Regions from separate parts of the Homo sapiens genome. Here region 2 is linked to region 1. A link is a loop called in an ENCODE intact Hi-C map of the cell type or tissue named here. Cell type or tissue: K562. All regions are shown on one strand. Each heading gives the region's core, and the rest is flanking DNA. Links, peaks and the distances in the headings are about the cores only.

Evidence for each region. A loop is a pair of places that touch in the nucleus more often than their neighbours do. Peaks named below come from ENCODE experiments on the same cell type or tissue, not always from the same donor. Only the 100,000 strongest peaks of a DNase experiment are listed, where the experiment ranks them.
Region 2: it touches region 1 in a loop (2.0-fold over the local background); 5 of 110 quality-filtered maps call a loop at or near these places.

Annotation. Positions count from the first base shown.
Region 1 is chr7:596,482-608,031 of GRCh38, reverse strand. PRKAR1B (protein kinase cAMP-dependent type I regulatory subunit beta) reads left to right here. Exons shown (of 11, transcript NM_001164760.2): 5 at 580-641; 6 at 1,793-1,839. PRKAR1B-AS1 (PRKAR1B antisense RNA 1) reads right to left here and starts at 5,187. Exons shown (of 2, transcript NR_110054.1): 1 at 4,735-5,187; 2 at 1-167. RefSeq lists enhancers at 3,025-3,384, 3,655-3,764, 3,699-4,384, 4,445-4,494 and silencers at 5,590-5,649, 6,390-6,499. In K562, for the core only: a CTCF peak has its summit at 5,552; DNase peaks (open chromatin) are centred at 2,811, 3,411, 4,311, 5,421 and 2 weaker places; H3K4me3 peaks cover 3,417 bases.
Region 2 is chr7:453,819-465,368 of GRCh38, reverse strand. No RefSeq gene overlaps it. Among named protein-coding and RNA genes, the nearest start is that of PDGFA, 60 kb to the left of the region's middle. RefSeq lists enhancers at 4,234-4,961, 4,962-5,689. In K562, for the core only: no CTCF peak of the experiment used is centred there; DNase peaks (open chromatin) are centred at 4,433, 5,488 and 9,538; H3K27me3 peaks cover 716 bases.

The DNA of each region.
Region 1 (11,550 bases), core at 1,681-9,680:
GAACATTGGACAGCCAGGCTTCCTGGTTGGCGCAGCCCTGAGACTCGGCCTCACCGGCTTCGAGTTTGCGTGTCATGAAGGGTCTGTGTTTTCCACAGAGAGGTTCCGAATGCACATGTCACTTCTGTGTCAAGGGTCCCAGGCTCCTTCGACTGAAAGTGTTCTCCCTGAAAGGAAAACAATGCAGAAAACATGTCATCAAGATTGCTGGTTGTATTCTAGTAGAATTGTATTTACCGATGGGAGAATGTTCACAATCTATTGTTACTTTTGTTTTTCTAAATGGAGTTCAAAATGCATGTATGGCATGACCCCATTTTTGTAAAAACCAAAACAGCAAACTGCGTCTGTGCACAGAACAGAAATGGGGCTGGGAGGTTGTGTGCCCAGGGCTGGCGGTGCCATCTCTGGCCTTCGGGTCATGAAGGATTTCAATTTTCTTCTTTGAACTCTCATGGATTTTCTCATTTTCCCCAATGACTGTGAAGCGATTTACACAAGACTGTGAAATGAGGGGAGGAAGGGTTTAAATGTCCCTGTGCTGCCTGCAGCCCTAATTTGGCGTGTTTTGCTTTTCAGTGACATATTCGATGCCATGTTCCCTGTCACTCACATCGCTGGGGAGACTGTTATACAGCAAGGTACGTTCTGCCTGCTCCTCGGAGCCAAAGTCCAGAGGGGAAAAATGGACTATGCACTTAAAAAAAAAATAGCATAAGGGCAGGCACGATGGCCCACGCCTGTAATCCCAGCACTTTGGGAGGCTGAGGTGGGCAGATCACCTGAGGTCAGGGGTTCGAGACCAGCCTGGTGGTCCAGGTGACCAGCATGGTGAAACCCTGTCTCTACTAAAAATAAAAATTAGCTGGGTGTGGTGGCGGGTGCCTGTAATCCCAGCTGCTCCAGAGGCTGAGGCAGGAGAATCGCTTGAACCTGGGAGGCGGAGGTTGCAGTGGGCTGAGATCACGCCATTGCACTCTAGCCTAGGTGATACAGTAAGACTCTGTCTCAAATTTCAAAAGGATATATATAGACTTGTACATACATACACACATATAATATGCATATATGTCTACATATATATGCACGTATATGTGCACACATATGTGTGTACATGTATACATATATGTACACATATATACATATGTGTGTGTATAAAATAGATACATATATGTATAAAACTAAGTAAATATAAAATATATACATATGTATAAAACTAAAGTAATATAAAATTATACACACACACACACACACACACACACACGCATAAAATTCTCATTGTGAGGCCGGGCGCGGTGGCTCACGCCTGTAATCCCAGCACTTTGGGAGGCCGAGGCGGGTGGATCACCTGAGGTCAGGAGTTTGAAACCAGCCTGGCCAACATGGTGAAACTCCATCTCTACTAAAACTACAAAAAAATTAGCTGGGCGTGGTGGCAGGTGCCTGTAATCCCAGGTACTCCAGAGGCTGAGGCAGGAGAATCGCTTGAACCTGGGAGGTGGAGGTTGCAGTGAGCCGAGAGCCTGACTCCGTCTCAAAAAAAACAAAAAACAAACAAAAAGAAAAACACCTCTCATTGTTTAGAGAAAGTTCACTAATGAAACTTAAGAACAGGCTCTTTAACAAGTTATCTCAATGTTTGTATAATCTTGTCATTAAAAAGAATTGGTAGCACCCAGGATGTTGCTTCGAGGGTCTCTGCAACAGTGTTGCGAAAGTCGTTTGCAAGAGAAACTGTAACTTGTATGTCTGGATGTACTTTGTATCTGTTGACTTTCTTCTTTTGTTACAGGGAATGAAGGAGACAACTTCTATGTCGTTGATCAAGGGGAAGTGGATGTGAGTGTCGCTAACTTGTCTTTGGAAAATAGCGCGTCTTTGCATGTCCGGTGTGAAGACTTGCCCTCCAGGCAGCACCAGGCCCCCAACAAACACTGCGCTGAGTGCCGTATTCCTAGTGTTTTAATCCAGAAATGCAACTGCTATCTCTTGGAAGAGAATATGGGAATATGAGAAAGTGCAGAGGGAAACAAGGGTGATGCTGGCAGGTGCCGGCAGCGGCCTCAGGTTTTCCAGGGCCGCTGTCTTCCGCTTGCCCCCGGGCTGCGACTGCTGGGGCTGGCCAGGGCGGTTCTGTTTGACCCAGCGCCGTCTCCAGATCCGAGGCCGATGAATACACCAGGCTCACCCACCACATGGGATGTTAACATCTCAAAGTGGGTGGGAGAGCGACGTGCTTAGAGACCCCCTAGGACCGACGACTTCACGATCAAACAACGGCTGCCTTTTGCGCCTGCGTTTGGCTCCCAGCTTGGAACGTCCCAGCCGTGAGTCGGGTCTCACTGTGTCATCTTCCCACGCTTGTCTCAAGAGCATCTTTTATGAGATGCTCCCACTGTTTTGGAAGGAGAAGCTTCCCCTCCGCTGGAGACCCCGTCTCGTGCCCGATGGCCAGGCCATGTGTATGTGTATGTATAAAATAGATACATATATGTATAAAACTAAGTAAATAAACACATACACACGGCACATGACATCACCCCTGGCCCCGCAGCCCAGTCTTGCCCAGAGCCTCTGGCTCCCATCTCTTCTGCCGTCCGGTTTAGAGCCTGGGTGCTCTGGTGTGAAGGCTTTGAGGCCCCCTCATCCCCCGCTGGGCTCCTGTTCTGCAGGCCGCCCCCCGCACGGCAGCCTGACCTTGCTGGTGCGGAGCTGATGGTGCAGCCTCTGGGAAAACGCCCGCTAGGAGTTTGTTTCCCTTTGAATCAGGCCCGAGCCCCTGCGGAGTCAGCGGGAAGGACCTCAGTGACATCATCCTCCCTCGGTTCCTGGAATCCGCCTGCACTGGCGGCCCCAGGGCCTTGGTGTGTGTCCCCTGCTCTGCCGGGAACCCCGTTAGCTCCTGCTTCTCCTTCTGCTCTCTGCTAAATGTCACTTCCCAGTGGGCATCAGCAGACATGTCCCACGCCTCCCTCGTAGGACCCTCTGCGGCTCGTGGTGATGACATCTCATGAGACCGTCTCTTTACGGCCTTTCTGCACACAGACTGGAAGCCCCCACAGTGCAGGACGCTTTGGGGATTCTGCTACCCGAGACGGTCACTGCTTCCCAGGCTGGCTGAGTCTTCTCTGGGTCTGGGATGCCTGCCTGCCCTTCTCCTTGTCCGCCTGCCCTTCTCCTTGTCCACCTGCCCCAGGAGGTGGCCTCCGCACTCTTCCGTGCAGGCAACGCCACCCCCGGCTGCCCAGCACGAGCTATTTCGAGGTCTGGCCTCCGGTGGCTGTGCCTCTGTCCCGGCCACGCTATTCTGGGGAGGGCATTTACTCATTTGTTTCCGTGGCAGCCGCGGAGTCTGTCCCCCATCGCGCTGTGTTTCTGGGAACCTGAGCAGGCCCACTCTGCTTCCGGAGCTGATAGCACAGGAAATGACTCAGGGGTCCCGCCTCCCCGTGGGGGGCACGTGCCTCGGGCCTGGCCCGCGCAGGCGGAGAAAGAGCCAGTTTCTCTTCTCCCTGGTGTGCTCTGTCCTGAGCCGGAACCCACGGGCTGGGCCCCTAGACAGGGCCTCTGGGGCAGACCTTTGTGTCAGGGAGTGGGGGTGCTCCTGTCTCCCCTAGAGATGGAAACTGAGGCAGGTGCCAAAGGTCCCGGGTACTGCCCGGCCTCAGAGGAAGTGTGGAGGGGGAAGGCTGGAGGGCGGCACTGGCGGGTCAACCCTGGGCTCAGCTGCCAGGCCGCAGAGTCATCTCCTGCTGGCTTTGCTTCGAGTTTAAAAAAAGCCTAGCCCAGGAAATAGAGAAGACAGAGGAGGATGCGGCCAGCATCCCAGCCGGGCATCGTCTTGGGGCCTGGGCCCGTCCCAGGAGGTGGCCCCGTTGTGCCTGGTATCCAGACACCAGGGCCTGATGGGGGGCTGCAGGGAATGGGGCTCAGCCCCCAGCAGATGGGGCAGGGCTGATCCCAGAGAGACCCTGGCAGCCCAGGCCTGCCCAGTGGTCAGCAGTGCTGAAGGCAGAGCCACCTCTGCGGGAGGTATGGGATGGGCAGCTTCCTGACTGGACCCACCGCTTTATCCCAGCCCCAAATCTCATGCTACTACTTATAGCCCCTCTTCTAGTTCACACTCTGGGTCCTGGTGTCACCGTGTCACCTCCTCCCCCGCCCTGTCCATTCTGGGTCCTGGTGTCACCATGTCACCTCCTCCCCCGCCCTCTCCACTCTGGGTCCTGGTGTCACCTCCTCCCCCATCCCCTCCACTCTGGGTCCTGGTGTCACCTCCTCCCCCACCCTCTCCACTCTGGATCCTGGTGTCACCTCCTCCCCCATCCCCTCCACTCTGGGTCCTGGTGTCACCGTGTCACCTCCTCCCCTGCCCTCTCCACTCTGGGTCCTGGTGTCACCTCCTCCCCCATCACCTCCACTCTGGGTCCTGGAGTCATCATGTCGCCTCCTCCCCTGCCGTCTCCTTCCTGGATGTTTATTGAGTGCCTGCTTTATGCCTGGCACTTGTGACGAGGAGGACCTGGTGCCTGCTCTGGTGTGGGGGAGGTTGTGGCTTAATGGGGGAGAGGGACCAAGAACAGGAAATTAGCCAATGAATGTCCTGACTCTGGTTCTGCCCCTCCTGTCCCCTCTGCTTTCATTCCTGCTCTGCCTCACAAACTCCTACACATCCTACAAGACCCCGCCAGGCCCAGCTCATCTATCTGCGGCTGGGCTTTGATAGATACTGACCTCCGCAGATGACCGAGGACCTGCCTCCCTGCGGTGGGCCTGGGAGCTCCATAGGTCCCCACTGAGGCCTTTCCTCCCCTGTGGAATGCTTCTCCCTCTTCTGTGTCTGCCCATGTCATTCAAATCTTCCAGTTAAATTCCAAAGGCATCTTCAAGGTGCCGGTTTGCATCGGCAGGGCTTGGGGTTGAGGCCACCCCCAGGAATTCTGCTTTCCATGTTCTTTGCTTCTCCTAAATGAACAGATGTGGAAGAGACAAACCCTTTACCCAGAGATCCCTTGTGGAGCCTGAAACCGACATGGGGCTCCCAGGTTATGTTCCCGCCTAACTTGTCGTGTCTCGAGGAGGGTGGTGGACGGGTCAGGATCGCGTGGACTCGGGACTCAGAGGACCCAGGCTGTGTTCTTTGCTGGCCGTGACCTTTGCCCAGGCCCTTGTGTGGCTGAGCCGTGCCATTTCCATATTACTCAGAAAAACGAACAGAGCTCACTGCTGCCGGGAAGACTGAGATAACCCTCCTGGGGTTCTGCTCTTGGCCCCTGGTGTGGAAGCCATTGGCCGCCTGGCAGCTGCCCCGCCCCGTCTCATGTCCCCAACACACGCACCGCAAGAGCCTCGTCCACCCCACAGAGGAAACGCCCACCACCCACGCCCCGGGCTTGTCCTCATCTTCAGCGCGGGTGGCCACCCTCCTGCCCCAGCGCCAGGCCCCAGCCGGCAGCATGCTGAGGACTTCCTGGGAGAGGTGAGGGTGTGAGGGGCCGGCGGCTGGGACTGCTGGAGGGATCAGGTCCCTGTCTTTCCGCCGTTGGCCTCCAGGCTCCCGGGAGCCCCACCTGGGCCAGGACCTCGGCAAAGGGGCCGGGAGGTGTTGCTGCCCCGGCTGACCTTGGCGGGACCTCCTCCTCCTCCTCCTCATCCTCGCAGAATCCCCACCCACCCCTCGACCTCTGGACTCAGTGAGGCATCTCCCTTCCCTCCGTCCTTCCAGCAGGACAGACCCCCCCTCCCCCCGCCGCCGTCTGTAACTCCTTCATACATGACAGGGTGGTGGGAGAGGCCGGTGCCGGAGCCACTTCAAAGCAGGGACCGTTTCCTCCAGCCCTGAGCTCACTGGGTCCCCTCCCAGCCCAGCCCCTGCCCTGGCCCAGTTAGCGTGGGGTCGGGGCTGAAGCCTGAGTGGAGGGGAGACGGTTTTCTCTCAGACACGACGCGTCGTGGCGTCCTGCCTGGCTTCTCGCCAGGCCCGGGGACGTTGGGAGGCAATTTTGAGAAAGGAAAGAGTGAGGTCACCCTCGTGTAACTGGAGTTCCCCAAATATATTGTCCTGGCAAATCCCTCCCCTTCCCCCTCCCCATCCCCCTGCCCGTCCCTGCGCCTCCCCCTGCCCGTCCCTACCCCTCCCCAGCCCCCCCGGGTCAGGCACAAAGGCAGCTTTAAGGCCTCTGCTGGACCCGGCCCTCCAGAGCCAGGATGTCTGAGCCCCGTGGGTGGATGCCCACTTCCTGGCTACAGGCTCACGTGGGATGGCCGGGCCCCCTGCGGGAACCGGCTGTGACTTATGGGGCTGTCCCGTGAGTCCCAGGCGGCTGTGCACGAACACCAAGCACCTCCATCAACTTCAGATTTTCCAGCCAGGGCAGGGGTGGGCGTCAGGGAGTGCCCGGCGGGGCCGGGCGGGGCCGGGCGCAGGAGCTGCCTGCAGGGGCCCTCCTGTGATGTGGGAGGCCCTTCGCATGCAGGGTAAATCCGCAGGGCCCGTGTGGGTGAAGGCCACATTTAAGGGAATCAAAGGATGCTCAGTAAGGAATCTGGAATGAAAAAGTGGCATGTTGGGTAGCCCGGGTGAGTTATGGGCATATGTATTATAATAATTACTGTTATTACAGCACCCGGGGGAACGGCCGCATGGCAGCCCCAGGCAGCCCCATCCAGCTGCTGTGTGAACCCTGGGTGCTGCATGTTGTTTGCTGGTTTCTGTAAATCGCCTCCCTGGGGCAATGGGATGGATGTACCCTGGGTTCGGGGCTGCAGGACTACGGCTACCCAGGGTCCGAGTGGGTTTCTGAGGCTAGCGGTTTTCCCTGGTTTTATTCTGCGTGGCGGGAAGGGACGGCCGTTTGCCGTGGGTATTTAACTGCGCTGGCCAAGTGCCGGAGGCCCATCAGGAAGCCGTCCCCTCAAGGACCTGGCCCTGGCCCTTTAAGCCAGCAGAGCTTGGAGGTGGACGTCACCCACTTCTGCAGGGTGGACGCTGCCCTCTGACCAGCAGCGTCCAGGGGGACGGCCAGGTGACAAAATGCCAAGAGCACCAGGTTCAGTTTGAATTACGGTTTTCCAGAGACTCCGAAAGTGCCTGCTGCCGTCCGTGTGTTGCCAAGAGCTATAATCCATTTTTCTAAGTATAAAAATATCTTCCAATGTATTTTATTCATGGAACATAGCATTTCTATTTAAAAGGACACTCAGCTGCTGACTTTGCAGGCCTGGGAACGTAGCTCCCTTCCAAGCCCTGTTTGGGGCTCGACTCTTCCCCTGATTGTTTTTGGGCCCGTTATCCCGACTCCCTCTTTTTGCTCCCCGTCCCAGGCATCACGACGTCCCCACTGACGCTGGCCGTTCCGGGCTTCCCTCGGTTTCACACAACACGTCTGGGGGAAGAGCTCTTTCTGGGGGGCTGGGGAGCACCGCCAGGCAGCTGGGTGTACCCCGGAGCAGGGCGCCTCAGCTTGGTGATCTGATCAGATGTTATTCAGGTTGTGTCTTGTGTTCTGTGTGTTTTTAAAATTCGTTTTTTAATTTTTTGAGATGGGGTCTCGCTCTGTCGCCCAGGCTGGGAGTGCGGTGGCGTGATCATAGCTCATTGCAGCCTTGAACTCCTGGGCTCAAGCGATCCTCCCGAGAAGCTGGGACTACCACTGTGCACCACCACGTCCAGCTAATTTTAAAGTTTTTCATAGAGACGGGGTCTTGCTGTGTTGCCCAGGCTGGTCTCAGACTCCTGGCTTCAAGCAATCCTCCCGCCTGGGCTTCCCAAAGTGCTGTGATGACAGGTATGAGCCACTGCCCTCGGCCCTACTTTAATTGTAGTAAAAGACACACCACACTGACCATTCTAACCATTTTGTGCAGTTCGGTGGCATTAAGAATATTCACGTTGTTTTACAACCGTCACCACTGTCCATTTCCCAAATGTTCTTGTCTTCTTAAACTGAAGCTCTGTCCACATTACACACTCCCTGCCCATGCGCCTCCCCCAGCTCCTGGCACCCCTGTCCCACCATTGACTTCTAAACACAGAGGGTGAGCGAGTGAAGGTGAATGGGGGGCCTGCCCGTGCGCCTCCCCCAGCTCTTGGCACCCCTGTCCCACCATTGACTTCTAAACACAGAGGGTGAGCGAGTGAAGGTGAATGGGGGGCCTGCCCGTGTGCCTCCCCCAGCTCCTGGCACCCCTGTCCCACCATTGACTTCTAAACACAGAGGGTGAGCGAGTGAAGGTGAATGGGGGGCCTGCCCATGTGCCTCCCCCAGCTCCTGGCACCTCTGTCCCACCATTGACTTCTAAACACAGAGGGTGAGCGAGTGAAGGTGGGCAGGGGGCAGGGCAGAGCCAGGTGTGAGCTCGGCGCCAGAGAAGCTGCAGTGATGGTGGGGTGTAAATGCTGCCCCGCGGGGGACCCCCATTGTTTTTTCTTTTAAAAGAAGAGAAGCTGGGCGTGGTGGCTCACGCCTGTAATCCCAGCACTTTGGGAGGCCGAGGTGGGTGGATCACCTGAGGTCAGGAGTTTGAGACCAGCCTGACCAACATGGAGAAACCCCGTCTCTACTAAAAATACAAAATTAGCCGGGCGTGGTGGCAGTTGCCTGTAATCCGGGAGGCTGAGGCGGGAGAATCGCTTGAACCTGGGAGGCAGAGGTTGCGGTGAGCCGAGATCGCACCATTGCACTCCAGCCTGAGGAACAAGAGCGAAACTCCATCTCAAAAAAAAAAAAGAGAGAAAACAAAAAAATGAAACACAACAAGAAGTAGCCCCTTTGCGTACCAGCTGGGGTGGGGCCCGCACTGCGCCGGGAGTGGTGACAGTGGCCAGTGTCCTGAGAAGGATGGCCCCTTTGTCCTCCGGGCGGCCGAGCACAGTGTGGCCCTGGCCGTCTGTGGGACCCGCACAATGGCTTCCTCTGAGGCTGCGGAGGGAGCTCTCGGAGGCCTTGGGCTTCTCCAGGCCTCATGGGCAGCGCGTCCTGGTCCAGCTTCCCTGGGTCCTGCCTGCAGCGGCAGCAGCCACGGATCCCCGCTTTGAGACAGAATCCCAGAAAGCTGGGAGGTGCGGCCGTCCCGGGCTGGCTCTGTGGAGACTCACCCTTCTCTGCTCCCAGAGCCCCCATCCTCTTTGCCAAGGCAGGGGGATGTCCTGCCACTTGCCTGGGCAGCCATTCGAGGGGGTGGTGTCCTCATTCCCTGAAGGGGCCAAGAGGCTCACTCACCTCCTTGGGCACAAGATGTTACCCGCCTCCCTGGCTCTCCCATGTCAAGCAAACCCCTCCCGACCTCAGATTCACATCTTCTGAGTCCACACTGCTTTCGTGGCTCAGCAAGAGGCCCCTGCATCGGAACAGAAGTGCAGAGGGTGCTGGAGGGAGGGTGATAGTGTTTAGTGCGGAGGGTGCTGGAGGGAGGGTGATGATGTTTAGTGTGGAGGGTGATGGTGTTTGGTGCGGAGGGTGCTGGAGGGTGATGGTATCTAGTGTGGAGGGTGCTGGAGGGTGATGGTGTTTAGTGTGGAGGGTGCTGGAGGGTGATGGTGTTTAGTGTGGAGGGTGCTGGAGGGAGGGTGATGGTATTTAGTGTGGAGGGTGCTGGAGGGTGATGGTGTTTAGTGTGGAGGGTGCTGGAGGGAGGGTGATGGTGTTTAGTGTGGAGGGTGCTGGAGGGAGGGCGATGGTGTTTAGAGCGGAGGGTGCTGGAGTGAGGGCGATGGTGTTTAGTGTGGAGGGTGCTGGAGGGAGGGCGATGGTGTTTAGTGTGGAGGGTGCTGGAGGGAGGGTGATGGTGTTTAGTGTGGAGGGTGCTGGAGGGTGATGGTGTTTAGTGCGGAGGGTGCTGGAGGGAGGGTGATGGTGTTTAGTCTGGAGGGTGCTGGAGGGTGATGGTGTTTAGTGCAGAATGCCTCCTGAAGCTGTGCCAGTGGCGACTGCCACCCCAGGCGTGCATGTCACGTACAGGGATGCTCCTGGCAGCACGACGTGCTGTGGACCCTGGAGTCCGTCACCTGCAGCGTGGATAGACACGGTGAGACCCACAGGGTGAGCTCCGGATCCCTCTGGGGAAGAGTCCCCTGGGAGTTTGTGAGGCCCCGATCTGAGCGATGTGAAACTCACTGTGCTGCAAGAGTTGGGCACGTTCCTATTTGCAAGTTCTGCCTCCATAAACTGGTTTTGACAAAACCTTAGGCAAAGTGGGAGTGTCCACTGCGAGGCGGAAGGCCAGGCTGTGCCCAGGCCATTGCAGGCCCTCTCCAGCTTCATCGCCCGCAGGCCAGGCTGTGCCCCGGCCATCGCAGGCCCTTCCCCCGGCTTCATCGCCAGTCCTCCCCTAGCTCTGGGTCCCCTTTGAGAAGCAAGAGGCAGAGGTTCTGGAGGGCATTCTCTGAGGTCCCCTCGCCCCTAAAACGCTGGAGTTGCTGCCTCCTCCACGTATCCCTGCACGCGCGGGTGGGTACTCTCTGGCTCCGTGGAAGGACGGCCGTCTTCTGATTCCTGGAGGGGATCACTGGGGGGAAGCTGGTGTTTCTTCTGCCCCGTAATCCTGCTCCAGCCTCCCTCCAGGAACTGGGGAGCCTGGTGGGCCAGGTGGAGATGATCCCCACATCCCCGCCAGGCAGAGTCTGCCTTTGCACAGCAGTCGCCCCTGTGCCTCCGAAAGTTCGTGGTCGACCAGTTCTCCCCAGCGCTCACTTGTACCTAATTGTGGAGTTACACCTGCGTGGCCTTTTCTTTCAGATAGAAGACTCTGTGCCTCAGTTATTATCCAGATAATGAGTCATTGATTTCAGTAAGAATTGATTCCATGATTCATTGCAATCCATTCTTTCCCGATATGCAACCAATGGGAACTGCTTTGCCAATGGGAACTATTCTTTAAGCTCATTGACACCCAGAGGGGATAAAGCGTGTATTGTGTCAATTTATAGTAACGGAATCTGCATAATCACTGCATAATAAACAATCTGCACCATTCTTGCACGGACCCAACTGTGATGCTCAATGCATAGTAGGCACCCTGTGCGGGGGCGGCGGCCCACCCGGGCTGAAAGGGAATCTTGTCTGGGCTCCTTCCCAGGCGCAGCTCGGCCGCAGCGCCCAGCCATAGGGCGCCCATTCAGACTCCAGCCCGAGGAGCTCAGGCGCTGCCTGTAGGGAGGGAGGCCCTGGCAGGAGAGGTCTGCACTTGAGGCCGCCCGGCTCCTTCGGGGCCCAGTGGTGTGTGCTGGTGGAGGTGGGGACAGAGGAATGGCCTGGGGTGGAGAGGAAGCACACAGGTCCCCAGAGCAGAGCCCCGTGGGGATCACAGGCTCCAGCTCATCACGGTGCAGCTAGGGAAACTGAGGCCCAGAGAGGCTGAGTGAGAAGTTGACGGATTGAATCAGACACTGCCTGGGAGTCAGGCTGGGGCCGCTGTGCCGCAGAGCGGGGGCCGGGTGCGTCCGCCTCTGGTGTGGTTGTCTCATTGGCACTGGCGGCTGGGCCCTCCTGCTGTGGAGGTCTGATGCTGTCCCACCGTGGCTCTCAGCAGGGCTGGGGGTGGGGTGAGCAC
Region 2 (11,550 bases), core at 1,991-9,990, 140 kb after region 1:
AGCATTCTGTTGTCAGAAATGGCCAGGATTCCAGCATTCCTCAGAAGCAGGAGCAGGCTGCCTGAGAGATGGCCTTGAAACATGTGTTCGCAGCCAGCAGTGCACAGCTGTTTCCTCTTGTGGCGTCCGCAGCCTCAGACGATTGGTTTTATTAGAGGAGAGTTGTGTTTGCTACTGACCAGCAGCCCCGGCGGCCCTGGGGAGGCGGACGCCCGGAAACCCTCCCAGGCCCTGGTCATGTTTCTTCTATGCGTGTGGATGTTTGGGGCATCGGGCGCTGGGTGGCCGGTCAGCCGAGCTCAGCACTGAGCCACGCAGGGGTCTGGAAAGAGCCAACCCACCTGGTCTGGTCTCTTGGGGACACACACATGGGGGCCTCATTTGGTCACTGGGAGAACCAGGCCCACATCTGCCAGTCTCCTCTGCACGGCTGAGCCTGAGGACGGATCTGCTGGAAACTCAGCCTCCCCCAGGCCCCCCAGGGCCAATGACCTGAGTCCACTCTGCAGGGACAGCCGTAAAGGAGGCAGGGCAGCCCCAAGGCGCCAGGGCAGGCAGGAGTGCTGGGGCAGAGGGAGTGGCTTGGTTCGGGGCCCTGTCTCTCCATTTCTGATTGGGGGCCCTGGGCAAATTCCACAGCTTCCCAGGCTCCGAGCCTCCATCTGTCTAGGACATGGTCATTCCTACTGCACAGGGTGGGGTGAGCCCCGTATGTGGCGACCACCCCAGAGACGTCCGCTCTGTGCTGCTGAGGGCTTGGCTGTCCTTTTGGGGATGGGCCCCTCCTGGTGGCTTCAAGCCCAGCTCCTAGTGCTCAGCTCGGCAGCGTGGCTGGGGCAGGTTCAGCTCGGATTTGCAGCTGTTTTTGAAGAAGACGCTTGCGGGTGCCACCCTGCCCCCCACAACCCCACAGTACCAGGGGCACTTTGGTGTACTTTCCAGGGCAGGGTGGGGTGAAGGTGGACTGTTTGGTGGGGCTGGAGGCATCCGATGAACATGGTTGACTCTGACGTGGGGGCCAACATTTGCTTTAAGAGCCTATTTCGAATATTCAACTCAGAAGTGGAGTTTAGAAAGTGTATCGGCTTTCCTGGTGGTGTGAGCCTTGCTCGGAAAGCTGGATTTGAACGTCGTCTGGGTTTGGCGTTGGCCCTCAGGGCCCGGTGTCCTTCCCCAGCGCTGGGACCCAGCCTCCGGGGAGCCGTGAAGCCCTGCCGTCCTGTGGCTCCGGGGAACCAAGACCCTGCAGCCGGGGACGCGGCAGCACCCGCCTGCCTGGACACAGCCACGCCTGCCGAGATCCTCCACTTCACGCTCCCTCCCGGGCTGCGGACGCCAGCAGAGGGTGTTCCCCAGGACCCGCGCCCGCCATGCCCACCGCAGCTGCTGTGCACCTGGCTCGATGGGAAACTGTGAAATGAGATTTTCTCAGGATTCTTTTTTTGGGGGGGACGGGATGGGGACGGGCTGGGAGGAGCCTCCCGTGACACAGTGAAACCCCCCAGTGGAAGGATTTACTGCATAAATATCGCACGAATGCTCCGGCCATTAAATCACCGAGGGAGAATGTGTCGAGGCGCTTTGCTCCTCTCCTCTCTCCACGCTGGCGCCGGGTGGGCCTCGCCCCAGGAAGCCGGCCTCACATGGAAAATCCTCCCGCTCGCTCCCCTGGGTTCGCGAATCCTGCTGGAGGGCACCCGGCAGGGAACGCCTCCTTCCTCACCGCCCTCTGTGTTCCGGCCGCCCGCAGTGGGGCCGGGGCCGCGGGGCACTCGCTGCCCTTCCTGGAGCCCCCACTTGGCCGGGCGGGAGGGCACAGGCCCGGCCGAGTGGGTGAGCGGGAAGAGCAGAGTGCTGGGCCTGGCGTGGGTGTGACCTTGGGCCACCCCGTCGCCTTTCTGGGCTCTGTCATGGGTCTCGCATCTTCCCGGCGAGTCTTGTGCGGTGTGAGGCAGCGTCGTGATGCCGCTGGCACGAGGTCATTGGTGGACCGGCTTTGGAGCCACAAGACGGCAGGGCTTCACGGCTCCCCGGAGGCTGGGTCCCAGCGCCGGGGAAGGACGCCGGGCCCTGAGGGCCAACGCCAAACCCAGACGACGTTCAAATCCAGCTTTCCGAGCAAGGCTCACACCACCAGTGTGATGAGGGCAAGGGGGTTCAAACCCACAGACATCCCGCAACAAAAACAGCACCCCCACTTTAACCACGCGGCTGCCTCCTAGGCCCTTCTGGGCTGGCCTGGCCCGGGGCTGCCTGGGGGCCGTCCCGCCAGAGCACCCACGACCCCGCTGTATCAGGGCCAGGCCAGGGGGTGCCTCCCCTGATGGCTATTCCTCCAGCTCGTGGGACTCACGGGACGCGGCTTTGGGAACCGCGCCAAGGAGGTGGGGGCTCCGGCCCAGGTCTCGGGCCGCAGGAGCCGTCAGTTGTGTTTCTCAAGAGCCAGGTCCGCCCTCCCCCCCGGGAAGCCCCCAGGCCTTAGTGTGCTCCTGGAGGGGTGGGCGGCCGGGGCTCTCTCGCCCATCCCCGGAAGCCCGGCTGGGCTCCTGCACTCAAGGGCAGAACCGTCCGCCTCATCGGACATCACGAAGGGTCCTTCCGGGCCACGGCAGGCCAGGAAGGCCCCTGGGTCAGGTGAGCACCACCCACAGCCACCGCCGTCCGCCGCACGTCGCGAGTGCACGGAGCTGTGGGGCCGGCTCCGTCCCACTGCGGGCGGCGCTCTCGGCTCCTAGCAGCAGACAGACTCCAGCTACTTTAAGCCAAAAAAACAAAGATTGAGGGTGGGCCCTGGACTCTCCGGATAGGGCTTGAACAAACCCTAGGCACCCTGCCGGGGGCTCCCTAGGCCACAGGGCCACAGCCCACAGCCCACAGCCGGCGCCCAGCCTGGACATGCCCGCAGACCTCGGGAGGGGGCCTTGGGCCGCAGCCTTCCCCAGAACAAGGCTCCTGTACCCACCTCCCCATAAGAACCTGTCTGATTGGAAGTGCTGGAAGGAGCCACCTCTTTAGTGTGAGGGAGGCTGGGGAAGCCCTCACTGCATCTTGGGGATCCCCGCTGTCATTAGGCAGGACATCCCCAAACCTAGGGAGGGTGTCCTGCAAAGAAACAAAGTTGTCCTCTGCTGAGTTTCTGCCCACTGCCAGCCTCTCCCAGGATCTGCTCAGGTCAGTCAGCTGCTGGGGAGCCGGCCTCCGGGTGCGGGGACCTGGAATGGGCCAGTGCCTCCCGTCTGGGCTGGTCCCGGCTCCAGGCCTTTGCTCACACGCTCCCCTTCCTGGAGTCCCTTTCCCATGTGTGGGTCCAGCTCCCCGCAGGGAATGCCTGCGCCCCAAGTATCAGCAGGGAGACCCCGTGTGCCATGTCCTCCCCTGGGCCGTGTCTCATGTCTGAGAGGGGCTGGCACATGGAAGGCGCTGCATATGTGCCCACTGAGGTTAGGCGCACAGATGAGGTTAGTGGTATCATGGGGGCTGGACCCCGAGATCCCCCCCGACCCCGGCTCTGCCCCGCTTCCTCACCCTTGGGCCTCTTGGCTCAAGCAAGGGCAGGGCTGGGTCCATGCTGAGCTGGCAGGACAAGGGACGTCCTCTGTCCTCCGGTCAGCACAGGGCAGGCGGCGGGCAGAGACCGGAGGTGGCCTGGGGAGGAAATGTTGAAATTTGCAGCCAGGCAGGAAATGGACAGATTGTTGAGGAGGAGTTGGAATGCCATCTGGAATGCCGCCCCCTCGGTGCCCCCCGTTCGAGCCCAGAGTCAGGAAGTGCCTGGTGTCTTGGCTGGAGGAGCTCGTGCCCCCGCTGGGAGGGTGCCTGCCCAGTGCTACCTCCGGTTCCCAGCTAGCGGCATTGAAGGGGAAATTTGGAAACAGACAGGGGGCCGCAGGGCAGAGGAGAAACTGGGAACTGGAGCCAGGACAGTGGGGTCCTCCCTCTGCTGCTGCCCACGTGGGGCTCCCTCTGGGCTGCCCTGCTGGTGATGAGGAGCTTGAGAATTGGCTCATGATGTGCATGGGTTTCTGCACGCTCTTTCACACTTTGCACATAGCCTTCTCCACATGCAATGCTCTTCCCCAGTAGAAAACTCCTATTCAGTCTTCAAAACCCAGCTCTGGCAGCAGCTCCTTGATCAAGCTGTCCTTGAAGCTCCCCACCCTCACAGGTGCTTTGTCCCCACCCATCCAGTTTTACAGGCCAGATCCATGCCTTGGAACCACCCACCCACTCTGTATCTTTCTGACTAGGCTGAGAGGTCTCAGTGGACAGAGGACCTGTCTGACTCCCTGTGTCCCGACACCCCAGCACCCCGTGGGACACACGGTTGGCCCTGGTGTTTGCTGGGCTTGGAAGTGCAGCTCTTGAAATTTCAGCAAACTTCCCCTCGGCCAGCCGGGAGATGGCTGTTGGGGTCAGGGCATAATTCCCGGCCTCCGGGGATCTGTGTGGACTCAGCCCTGTGGCTGTTTCTGACATCACCCTCCCCTTTGAGTGGGAGGTGCTTGAAACCCTAGCCTAGAAGTCAGGAAGCCTGTGTTTAAATCCTGGCTCTGCTGCCCTGAGCTCGGAATTTCGACTCCCGAGCCTCGGTTTCCCCTTCTGTAAATGGGCCTGACAGGCCGATCTCAGAGCGATGTGAGGACCTGGAGATGGAGAGGGTGGTGCAGAGCCCGGCCCTGCAGGCACCCGGCCGTGCGAGCTGTAACCATCCACCCCTCACAGGCGCTCTCGGCCTGAGAGAAGGGAGGGCCCAAGCGGCTGCAGATCTCCAGGCCGGAGTGGCCCCCCTCACAGGATTCCTCTGTCCCCGCGGGGGAGGTAATTAGCATTCCAGCCCTGGAAGGACAGTGAGCTCCTTGGAGTGGCCCATACATGAAAGTGTGCCCAGCGGTTTCCTCAGGCTAACTCCTCCCGCCTCCTTCTGCCAGCCCCACCATGGCTGAGCCCACAGCCAGAGGAGACAACGCCTTCTGGGGAGCTGCTGGTCCTGGAAGCTGCGGGAGAAGGGCTTCCCTTGGGGTGGTGAGGAGTCAGGTTCACCCTCAGAGCTGGAGAGGCCAGCTGGGAATAATTCAGCCCTGGAAACAGCTCCAGTCACCTAGGGCAGGAGTGCCGGAGGCAGCTGGTGGGACCCAGGGGTCCAGTGGGTTCTGGGTGGGTGCATGGTCGCAGCCTCTCTCTTGAATATTGTGGTGCACACAGGCAGGCTTAGTATGGTCCGGGGTCACCTGTCAGCCAGCAGGTGAGCCAGCTTCTCTCCTTGGGCCATCCTGGACCTATTATCCAGTGCTGGTGTGCACAGGGGCTGGGTTCCTGTTGAGGCCAGCAAAGCGGGGGCACTGATCCTGTTGAGGCCAATGAGAGGCACTAGTCCTGTTTAATCCAATGGGAGGCACCAGTCCTGTTGAGGCTGGCCAATGGGATGCACTGATACTGTTGAGGCTGGCTAGTGGGATGCAGTGATCCTGTTGAGGCTGGCCAATGGGATGCACTGATTCTGTTGAGGCAGGCCAGTGGGAGACACTGATCCTGTTGAGGTCGGTCAATGGGATGCACTGATCATATTGAGGCTGGCCAATAGCTGCACTGATCCTGTTGAGGTCAGCCAATGGGATGCATTGATCCTGTTAAGGCTGGCCAGTGGAATGCACTGATCCTGTTGAGGCTGGCTAATGGGATGCACTAATCCTGTTGAGGCTGGCTAGTGGGATGCACTGATCCTGTTGAGGCTGGCCAATGGGAATCACTGATCCTGTTGAGGCTGGCCAGTGGGATGCACTGATCCTGTTGAGGCTGGCCAATGGGATGCACTGATTCTGTTGAGGCTGGCCAGTGGGAGACACTGATCCTGTTGAGGTCGGTCAATGGGATGCATTGATCCTGTTAAGGCTGGCCAGTGGGATGCATTGATCCTGTTAAGGCTGGCCAATGGGAATCACTGATCCTGTTGAGGCTGGACATTGGGATGCACTGATCCTGTTGAGGCTGGCCAGTGGGATGCACTGATCCTGTTGGGGCTGGCCAGTGGGATGCACTGATCCTGTTGGGGCTGGCCAGTGGGATGCACTGATCCTGTTGAGGCTGGCCAGTGGGATGCATTGATCCTGTTGAGGCTGGCCAATGGGAATCACTGATCCTGTTGAGGCTGGACATTGGGATGCACTGATCCTGTTGAGGCTGGCCAGTGGGATGCACTGATCCTGTTGGGGCTGGCCAGTGGGATGCACTGATCCTGTTGGGGCTGGCCAGTGGGATGCACTGATCCTGTTGAGGCTGGCCAATGAGAAGCACTGATCCTGTTGAGACTAGCTAATGGCAGCACTGAGTCAGAGACTGGAAGGCGGGAGGAAGAGAGGTGAGGGTATTTCTTCCTCTGCTCTCTCTGCACCTGGGTTTCCCACAGTAGCCCTGTGTCTCCAGGATGCTTCTCCTAGGATGCTCTTACTAAGGTCATGGCTTCCTGCTGCTGCAGGGCCCTGGGCTTGTCACTCCTGGGTGCTCCCCGAGCTGCCCAGGCAGCGTCAAGTCTCTTCTGTAAACTCCCCCACCACAGCTGAGCTAGCCTCTGCTCCCTGCCAGGCCTGGGCCACACCAGGTGATGCCCTGGTTGGAACCCTGGGTGCAGCGTCTGGGGGCGGGGTGCCTGGCCAGGTGAGAAACCGAGGCACAGCACAGCAAGCCCACAGGAAGCCTCCGGGTCATGGTGGATGGGGGTGGCCACTCACACACACAGGCTCTCCTCTTGATAGCCAGGTCTCCAGTGTCTGGGGACAGCTAGGCCCATGGGAGTCCCATCCCTACTGTCCAGGCTCAGCCCACGGGAGCCCCGTCCCTACTGTCCAGGCTCAACCCAGGGAAGCCCCATCCCCACTGTCCAGGCTCGGCCCACGGGACCTCCGTCCCCACTGTCCAGGCTCGGCCCAGGGGACCCCCATGCTCGGCTCACAGGAGCCCCGCCTCTACTGTCCGGGCTCAGCCCAGGGGACCCCTGCCCCCACTGTCTGGGCTTGGCCCAGGGGACCCCCATCCCTACTGTCCAGGCTCGGTCCAGGGGACCCCCATCCTTAGTGTCCAGCAGGGAGGGCGGGATGTGCGCTCACAATTCCTGCCGTTCACCGCCGGCCATGAGATGCGAGTTAAGGAAACATTTATTTTAAATGTAAACTGAGAGCAGCAGAATTCCTGGATGGGCTCTGTGGCCGCAGCCGTGGACCTGAGGCCAGGCGGTATGAATAGGAACAGTTGTCGCTGCTCTTAACCCAGAGGGGCCCCCGTGGACAGTGGGGCCTAGGGGAGGGCCGTACAGGCAGCGATGTCCCCGTGGGGCAGGGTCAGACCCTGACCTGTGGCCCTCTCGACCTCACCCTCACACCCCTGGGAGTCTGCGGGAGGACAAGGCCTCACTGCTGTCCCCAGCCCCTCACCCGAGGCCTGGTGCTGAGTCCATTCTGCCCGCCTTCAGCTCGGGAGCGCCAGCAGCACCCAAGGCCCCTTGTGCTCCCTCTTCCTCTTCAGGGAGACGACTCCCATCCCACACTGGAAGTCGCACATCAACACAGCCCCCCACCCTCACTGCCACCCCTCCTCTGTGGGCCCCAGAGGCCTGGGGGGTCCCAGCGTTGGAGTGGGAGGTCTGGGGTGGGAGATCTGGGGGTCCCGGCATTGGGGTGGGAGGCCCGGGGGTCCTGGCATTGGGGTGGGAGGCCCGGGGGTCCCAGCATTGGAGTGGGAGGTCCAGGGTGGGAGATCTAGGGGTCCCGGCGTTGGGGTGGGAGGTCTGGAGGGGAGATCTGGGGGTCCCGGCATTGGGGTGGGAGACCTGGGGGTCCTGGCATTGGGATGGGAGGCCCAGGGGTCCTGGTGTTGGGGTGGGAGGCCTGGGGGTCCCAGCGTTGGAGTGGGAGGTCCGGGGTGGGAGACCTGGGGGTCCCGGCATTGGGGTGGGAGACCTGGGGGTCCTGGCATTGGGATGGGAGGCCCAGGGGTCCTGGTGTTGGGGTGGGAGGCCTGGGGGTCCCAGCGTTGGAGTGGGAGGTCCGGGGTGGGAGACCTGGGGGTCCCGGCGTTGGGGTGGGAGGCCCGGGGGTCCCAGTGTTGGAGTGGGAGGTCTGGGGTGGGAGATCTGGGGTCCCGGCATTGGGGTGGGAGGCCTGGGGGTCCTGGCATTGGGGTGGGAGGCCCGGGGGTCCTGGCGTTGGGGTGGGAGGCCTGGGGGTCCCAGCGTTGGAGTGGGAGGTCCGGGGTGGGAGACCTGGGGGTCCCGGCGTTGGGGTGGGAGGCCCAGGGGTCCCAGTGTTGGAGTGGGAGGTCTGGGGTGGGAGATCTGGGGTCCTGGCATTGGGGTGGGAGGCCCGGGGGTCCCAGCGTTGGAGTAGGAGGTCCAGGGTGGGAGATCTGGGGGTCCTGGCGTTGGGGTGGGAGGCCTGGGGGTCCCGGCGTTGGAGTGGGAGGCCTGGGGGTCCCAGTGTTGGAGTGGGAGGTCTGGGGTGGGAGATCTGGGGTCCTGGCGTTGGGGTGGGAGGCCTGGGGGTCCCAGTGTTGGAGTGGGAGGTCTGGGGTGGGAGATCTGGGGTCCTGGCGTTGGGGTGGGAGGCCTGGGGGTCCCAGCGTTGGAGTGGGAGGCCTGGGGTGGGAGATCTGGGGTCCTGGCGTTGGGGTGGGAGGCCTGGGGGTCCCAGTGTTGGAGTGGGAGGCCTGGGGTGGGAGATCTGGGGTCCTGGCGTTGGGGTGGGAGGCCCAGGGGTCCCAGCGTTGGAGTGGGAGGCCTGGGGTGGGAGATCTGGGGTCCTGGCGTTGGGGTGGGAGGCCTGGGGGTCCCAGTGTTGGAGTAGGAGGTCCAGGGTGGGAGATCTGGGGGTCCCGGCATTGGGGTGGGAGGCCCAGGGGTCCCAGTGTTGGAGTGGGAGGTCTGGGGTGGGAGATCTGGGGTCCTGGCGTTGGGGTGGGAGGCCTGGGGGTCCCAGCGTTGGAGTGGGAGGTCCGGAGTGGGAGATCTGGGGTCCTGGCGTTGGGGTGGGAGGCCTGGGGGTCCCAGTGTTGGAGTGGGAGGTCTGGGGTGGGAGATCTGGGGTCCTGGCGTTGGGGTGGGAGGCCTGGGGGTCCCAGCGTTGGAGTGGGAGGTCCGGAGTGGGAGACCTGGGGGTCCCGGCGTTGGGGTGGGAGGCCTGGGGGTCCCAGTGTTGGAGTGGGAGGTCTGGGGTGGGAGATCTGGGGTCCTGGCGTTGGGGTGGGAGGCCTGGGGGTCCCAGCGTTGGAGTGGGAGGTCCGGAGTGGGAGATCTGGGGGTCCCGGCATTGGGGTGGGAGGCCCAGGGGTCCCAGTGTTGGAGTGGGAGGTCTGGGGTGGGAGATCTGGGGTCCTGGCATTGGGGTGGGAGGCCTGGGGGTCCCGGCGTTGGGGTGGGAGGCCTGGGGGTCCTGCCGTCGCATCGCTGGCTCTCCCTGAACCCCCTCCTGGTCTGGTCTCTCCCTTCCCAGTGGACCCAGCGTCATCGGAAACAAAAGCCAAGAATGCTGAGGGGCCCCCGGGGCCAGTGACAGCGGCTGGCCGGGCGCCAGCAATCACCATAGGCGAGTCGGGGAGCTGGCGGGTGGCCAGGAAGTGTCCCTACGGCTGCCTGGTGGGCATGTGGGCGGCCGGGCGGGCGGGCAGCCCAGGGAAAAGGCCCCTTCCGGGGGAGCCCACGGGGAAGCAAGGTCACCCTCAGACCCCAGCCCGTCTGTGCACGTGTGAGCGTGGGGGCGGGGGGCAGAGGGAGCCCCACTCAGAGGTGGGGAAACGGAGGCTCAGCGGGGAGTAGCGACTGCATGTGATACTCACAGTGGCCCCTGTGCTCCCCGGGGACACGGACACAGCCGTCCCCACGTCCTGCGTCCAGCCCAGGCCTGGCACAGGGAGGAGGGAAGGGCCAGGCACTGTGGGAACTCTGTGTTGTGAAGCTGCCCATGGCCTCGGGTTCAGGTGGATGCTGCCCCGTTGTATCCACGTGGAGATGGGCCCCAGCGATGCTCCAGGGCGGGAACCTGACTCTGGGCTCAGACTGCTCCTGACTTCTGAGCTTCCCACCTGTCCGGGCGAGGCCTGCATGGGCCGGTGGAGGTCAGGAGAGGCAGAGCTTGGCTGACTGGGCCCCCGAGGACACACGGGGGACAGGGTGGATGCTGACCTGGGCCCGCGTCTTGCCCAGGCTGGGCCAGTGGAGAAGGCCCTGGTGGAGGCGTCCACCCCTCCTGGGTCCCCAGGGCACCGTCCCATCTGCAGCCCAACGGACATGCTGTTCTGCCCCAGCACAGGGGCTGTAACCTCGGTGCTCGGACGGACTCAGGACAGACGCCGGCGCTCCGATGCAGTCAGGACAGACGCCAGCGCTCGGACGGACTCAGGACAGACGCCGGCGCTCGGACGGACTCAGGACAGACGCGGGCGCTCGGACCGACTCAGGACAGACGCGGGCGCTCGGACGGACTCCGGACAGACGCGGGCGCTCGAAGGACTCCGGACAGACGCCGGCGCTCGGATGGACTCTGGATAGACGCCGGCGCTCGGACGGACTCAGGATAGACGCCGGCAGACCCACACCTCACTGAGGGCCAGGTGACGAGCCCCCTCCACCAGGAAGGCCTCCTTGCTCTGGCTGTGCGGCCCCGGCTCGGTGGCCCCCGGCAGATTTTTGTGGGTGCTGCGGGTGCTGTCCAGGGGGAGATGCCTGGTGCTGCTGTGTCCCAGGGCAGCCCCTGGGAATGGACACCCTGCCCAGGACGTCCGCCTCCCTCTTACAGACAGGGAAACTGAGGCCTGCCTGCAGCTGTGACAAGAAGGGCTGTAGAGGGACCCGTGCATGTAGGTGGGGGTCTGGCCACCCCAGCTGGTGAGCTCCCACTTCATCGGCTCCGCAGGCCCAAAGCCCAGTCAGGTGCAGGAATTGTTACCCCTTCCTCAGGTGGCCGTGTGGACCCCTGGAGAGAATTCTGACTTGGAGTCTGCATAGAGTCAGAACCAGGCTCTGCCACCCACTTGGGGAGTCTCTTGCCCAACCTGGGCTTGTTTACTCAGCTGTTGTGGGCAAGAGACCCCTCGCCACCCGGGGGGGGAGGGCTGGAGGATCCAGGGGTCTCCCCAGACCTGTCACAGCAGCTCAGGACAGTGGCGTCAGGACCACGAGGGTGGTGGGCGTTCCTGTGCTGGGTGGGGGTGCTGAGGGGGTGGCATTCTCCTCTTCCTCCCCACAAGAGCCTGAGGAGCCCTTGCCTCCGGGGCGTGTAGATGCAAGACAAGCATCGTTTTACTCCAGGGAAGAGCAATGCTGCCCAGGAGGGCCCGTCCACCTGTGGGGCCTGGAGATGCAGGACAAGCATCATTTGACTCCAGGGAACAGCAATGCCGGCCGGGAGTGCCCATCCATGGGAAGATGCTGGAGAATCGACGTGGTTCCTGGTCCTGCTGCTGGGTCAGGACCTCAGAGGCCCCTGGAGTATGTGCCTAGCCCACCCGCCCCCAGGCCCTCGCCTTCCATAACCAACTCAAAATGAAAACAGACCAAACCATACAATA